2 separate regions of the Homo sapiens genome follow, and region 2 is linked to region 1. Evidence: read pairs that join two places in POLR2A ChIA-PET (ENCODE). Cell type or tissue: GM12878. All regions are shown on one strand. Each heading gives the region's core, and the rest is flanking DNA. Links, peaks and the distances in the headings are about the cores only.

Region 1 (2,804 bases), core at 237-2,736:
ATTTTTAAACCATCATTTAAAAATTGTTCCACATAAATATTCCACATAAAAATCTGGATTCCTGGGTTTTCTTTAAAAATAGGAATCTCTAGCAATACTGGGCCCACATTCCCACTGGGCAACAATCAGTGGAGCTTGGAGGCAGCAGCCTGTTTATTTTTTTGTATGTTTTTTCAGAGACAGGATCTCACTCTGTCACCCAGGCTGGAATGCAGTGGCACAACCACGGCTCACTTCAGCCATCACCTCCCGGGCTCAAGTAATCCTTCCACTTCAGTCTCCCACATAGCTGGGACTACAGGCGCATACTGCCAAGCCTGACTTATTTTAAAAAAATTTTTGGGCTGGGTTCAGTAGCTCACGGCTGTAATCCCAGAACATCGGGAAGCCAAGGTAGGTGGATCACCTGAGGCCAGGAGCTCAAGACCAACCTGGCCAACATGGCGAAACCCCATCTCTACTAAAAATACAAAAAAAAAAAAATTAGCTGGGTGTGGTGGTGGGTGCCTGTAATTTGATATACTCAGGAGGCTGTGGCAGGAGAATCACTTGAACCCGGGAGGCGGAGGCTCCAGTGAGCCGAAATCGCACCATTGCATTCTAGCCTGGGCAAGGGCGAAACTCAGTCTCAAAAAAAAAAAAAAAAATTTTTTTTGTAGAGATGAGGTTTCATCATATTGCCCAGACTGGTCTCAAACTCGAACTCCTGGCCTTAAATGATCCACCCATCACCGCTTCCCAAAGTGCTGGGATTATAGGTGTAAGCCACTGCACTCAGCCTGCACCTCCTTTAAATGTCCTACATACCTTCCCATATCTTTCAACTAGCCCCCTTCTCACATTTGTTACCTGCCCAGCCCCCTAGAGAACCAGAGTTTAAAAGCCCTGAGTACAAGGACATTTCAATGTCATTTCCGGGGTACAGGAAACCGTTTTCTAAAAGCAGGTTAATGAGGGTTTCAGTTACCTTTCATTTTCTCAGCTTGTTCATTCAGGCGGATTTCAAGATCTTGCTTCTGTTTCTCCAATTCTGAAATTTGCTGTTTAAAGTCTGGGATCATCTTTAGAGAAGAATTAGAAATATTAGAATATAAAATACTTTTATCTATGAACTTTAAAATCTTAGAAGCAAACTGAACTATCTTGGTGTTCAGCCTGCAGAACAGATAGCTGTGTAAAAGAGCTAGCCACGACATTAGACTGGATTAACATTTTTTTTTAACCTCAAAACCTATATAGTCTCAGGAAACACCAGTATGCTCAGAGGAAGCAGTTCTCACACAGCTACGACAGGGAGAGAAGGATGTGTACATGTATAGAAATCCTATGCTGAGTTGAGGGAGGAATTAGGTGAAGAAATGGCAGCCAGCGTCTTTGGTCCAAGCCCAGAGCCATCGTCTCCTCATCTAGGAACAGGAAAAGCCATCTCAAAGGGTCCCACTGCTACTTTTGAATTCAAGGACATGCACTGCTCTGTTAGTGGAGGTCTGGAATCACCCGGTAAGTTTCTCAATCCTTTGTCCCTATCTGTATATTTCTTTACATGTCCATCGCCTCCACCCCCAGTTAGGTTAAAACAGGGTTTTTTTTCCTTCCCCAAGTTTATAAACATGCTCATTTTAAAACTGAGTGGCTGAGATCCAGGCCTCTGAAGTCTAAATGAAGAATACAGACAGCCCCTGATTTACGATGGCTCAACTTACTATTTTTCGAGTTTGTGATGGTGTGAAAGTGATATGCATTTAGTAGAAACCATACTTCAAGTACCCATTCAACCATTCTGTGTTTCACTTTCAGTATAGTATTTGATAAGTTACATGAGACATTCAACACTTTATTATAAAAATAGGCTTTGTGTTAGATGATTTTGCCCAAGTACAGGCTAATGTAAGCATTCTGAGCACGTTTAAGGCAGGCTGGGCTAAGCTACGATGCTTGGTAGGTCAGGTGTATTATATGCATTTTCAACTTACAATACAATACTTCCAGCATACGATGGGTTTATTGGGACGTAGCCCCATGGTAAGCTGAGGAGCATCTGTACTTGTTTGAATGTGCAATTGGGTCTCACTGCAAATTCCTCATTAAAGTTTCATCCAAGGAATAAACAAAGATGTAAAGGTCCCCCACTACCGTTCCCTGTGTCCACCCCTGGTCCTCAACTGCTGCTACAGCCCCGAGATTTCCTAACACTCTCAGTTTAGGGAGAGGAGGGGGTAGTAAGGAAGTAGGGGAGCAGCAGCCAGTGAGGCGGGACAAGAATGCTGGGAGAGCGGGGCGTCCTGGAAGCCAAGAGAACAAGGCAGAGAGGGCAAGATTAGCATCGCCAGAGGCTGCTGAGACACTGAGTAAGATGAGGGTGCAAAGGAACCCTTAGTGCTCAGCTCTGTGCAGGCAGAGTCAGCCAGTGGTGGGGACACACGACAGAATGGGGTGGTGGGCAGTGAATGGGAGGTGTGCGGAGGAAGTATGCCTAGAGGGTCTTTGTAAGTCTGACTAAGACCCCAAAGAAATGGGTGATGGCCACAGCAGTGTGGGGTTAAGACAGAGATGGCTTTTTGAATGAGGAGATTCCTAAAGCATTTCTCCAGGCCAGTAGGCATGAGTTGGAAGAAAGAATGAGACAAATGCAGTGGCTAGGAATGCACGTCATGGAAGAGGAAGCCCTTGAAAAGGTGAGATTTGAAGGCCGGGCACGGTGGCTTATGCCACTTTGGGAGGCTGAGGCAGGCGGATCACGAGGTCAGGAGTTCGAGACTAGCCTTGCCCACATAGTGAAACCCTGTCTCTACTAAAAATGCAAA
Region 2 (2,804 bases), core at 180-2,679, 86 kb before region 1:
AGGAAGGCCCGCTGTGGGAGTTCAGCATCCCGAGTGTCTTTACTGAAAATGTGGGCAAAGAAACCAGAAAGGCCTTCACATCTTTAGAGGACACTCAATTGGATGCAGTTTAGTGCTCTGAAAGAGACAATATGATCTACAGTAATAGCAGTAATTTTTTAAAAACACAGTAGAGTTGAGGAGAGATAAATACAGTGATACCAAGGCACAGGGTTGAAACATCTACACATGGCCAAATACCCAGGAAGAAAATCAGGGTCCCTGCTAACTACAGCTCATACAGCCCTGGCCTGGCTCCCAGGATCGATATGTGGGCAGCCTGGAGCAAAGGTCCCTTATGTGTCCCAGCTGCAGAAGTCACCTGACAGTGTGTGCGTCACTGTCCTGTCTCACCACTGCCTCCTGACGGAGGTGAGACAGGACCCATGGTAAGGTCAGCTGGCCCAGCTCTCTGTCCTTATTCTCAGGCTGGCCCCAGAAAGACTTGCCCCTCCCATTTGCATACACACTGCAAACTCTTCCATCTACTGCTTGTACCATCCTGGGGAGGGGAAGTGCAAATACCACTATGCACTATGGCCAACTTATAGCGGATGCGACTTACAGTCAGGTAGCAAAGCCCTGACCCAGGCACCCTGACTCCTAGTCTAGTGCTTCTCTGAGTCTCTGTGGCCCTGTCTGCCAATTCTGAGCTTTCAAAGCCTCTGTTTCTTGCACCCTGTGATGGGAGGGAGGATGGTGGCTGGCAGGGGTAGGGTAGGAGAGTGCCCCACAGGCCTCAAAGTCCTGGTGGCATCACAGCGTTGCCTCAGCTCAGTAGCCATCTGACCTGCCATGCCCTTGTGCGCATCTCTGATGCTCTCAGATGCTAACTCTCTGCTATTTACTTGAGGAATGACATTTTAAAATGTGGCAGATATGCACCTTGAGTTGCAGCACTCATACAGGAGAACATTCCAGATTACTCTATAGACTGCTAACATCAGTGGCAGAACAGAAGGAGGCCCTCACAGCTTAGCCCTGTAGCTGCCCACCAAGCCCCCGAGAGGGGCCTGGAGCCAGTGCGGTCACTGCAGGAGCTGGGGGTTTAGTGGGGAGTTGAGAACAATTCCTGCAGCCCCTTCTAGGGAAGTGCCTAGGCTAATCCCATGAATGGACAAGAACTGCCACCATAAGCCTCCTTAGTGGACACAGGAGCCCTAGGGAATTTCCACTGGGTCTTTACCCCAGACACGAAGGTGTTTCCAGTTTCTGAGGGGGCCAGGTCCAAGCAGAGGACGTCAGCCCCATGTCCGTGGAAGCTCTGCAGCAGCTGCCCGCTCTCCACGTCCCACAGGGCACATGTGCCATCGCCGCTCGCTGTCAGGATCTGCCCGCAGAAAAGGACAGGAAGTGGGTGGTTGTGGTTATTGCTTATGCCGGGGGCAGTCAATCAGAGGCTTAACGTTCCGCAGGGAAAAGCAGAACACACACACACACACACACACACACACACACACACACACACCCTACCTGCTGTATCTGGGTTCATGCACAGAAATCTCTCTCCTATACAAAGAAGGAAAGAGTGCATTTCCTACACCCTCACAGTCCTTGAGTTGTGTTTATATGGTTGTGGTTATTGCTTATGCCGGGGGCAGTCAATCAGAGGCTTAACGTTTTGCAGGGAAAAGCAGAACACACACACACACACACACACACACACACACACAGGGAAAAGCAGAAAACACACACACACACACACACACACACACACACACACACACACACACACACACACACACACCCTACCTGCTGTATCTGGGTTCATGCACAGAAATCTCTCTTCTATACAAAGAAGGAAAGAGTGCATTTCCTACCCTCACAGTCCTTGAGTTGTGTTTATATGCCTGCCTCCCAGCAGAGCTGAAATCCTGGCGGCCTCATGGTGGTACCTACAGGGCTCTACACATGCCTGGCTCGTAGGAAGTGTTCCGTGAGTCTCTACTGAGTGTTTAAAACCTTCGATGCCTCCCACTGCTGTGCAGGCCAAAAACTTAAAGTGCTTCTTGGATACTGATGCATACACATCACTGGGCTGCTTGCTAATAGAGTCTGGGGTGGGGCCTGAGCGTCTACACTTCTCACAGGCTCCCAGGGAATGCTGAGGCTGGTCACGGGGCACACTGGGAGCAGCAGGGGTCTAGGCAGCATCTTGTTGGACATTCTCTGTTGCTGCTTTTCCCGAGCACAGTGCTGCCCAGAGGCTTCCCAGGACCACTGACGGGTGCCAGAGGATATTCACGCATACACAGGTTCAAGAAACATCTGCTGTGTGCTGACAGTGTCTGCCAGGCACTCTGCTAATGCATGAGGGTTTGCAGAAAGATTGTGTCTCAGTTTCTGTTCTCCCAGAACTCAGTTTAATAGGATTGCCAGTAAGAATGAAACCAACATAATTCCCCATCCCTGTGTTAAACAATTCTGGGACCAGGCCAACTTTCCTGTTACTATGTTAAACCATATTGAGACCAAGTAAAAATAACTTAACTGCTTGCTGCAGAAAATACCTGCTCCTGGGAGAAAAGACTGTGAATCGATTAGACAACTTACCAAGATTAACAGCTTGCTCATCCAGACTCAAAGACTGTTCGCTTGCTGGGCTCACCAATCCAAAGCTAAAACGGCCTTGCAAGACCCACCTTAAAATCACCAAGCCTGGACCCTGAAATCCTCTAAGTACCCTTCCCTAATTCCTCCATTTTCAGAACCTACTAAGATTCTGCCAAGTGGAGGTTCTCCCTTACTGTGGCAGGTCAGATAAC

The links. ChIA-PET counts read pairs that join two places held together with the same protein. Peaks named below come from ENCODE experiments on the same cell type or tissue, not always from the same donor. Only the 100,000 strongest peaks of a DNase experiment are listed, where the experiment ranks them.
Region 2: POLR2A ChIA-PET joins it to region 1 with 5 read pairs; 3 of 35 experiments call an interaction of 5 or more read pairs at or near these places.

What each region holds. Positions count from the first base shown.
Region 1 is chr15:52,220,195-52,222,998 of GRCh38, forward strand. It overlaps MYO5C (myosin VC), which reads right to left. Exons shown (of 41, transcript NM_018728.4): 30 at 968-1,061. LOC105370820 (a long non-coding RNA gene) reads left to right here and starts at 966. Exons shown (of 4, transcript XR_007064638.1): 1 at 966-1,500. In GM12878, for the core only: no CTCF peak of the experiment used is centred there; a DNase peak (open chromatin) is centred at 1,774; H3K4me3 peaks cover 1,200 bases; H3K27ac peaks cover 2,186 bases.
Region 2 is chr15:52,134,388-52,137,191 of GRCh38, forward strand. GNB5 (G protein subunit beta 5) reads right to left here. Exons shown (of 13, transcript NM_016194.4): 8 at 1,226-1,369. Among named protein-coding and RNA genes, the nearest start is that of BCL2L10, 23 kb to the left of the region's middle. In GM12878, for the core only: no CTCF peak of the experiment used is centred there; a DNase peak (open chromatin) is centred at 1,424; H3K27ac peaks cover 505 bases.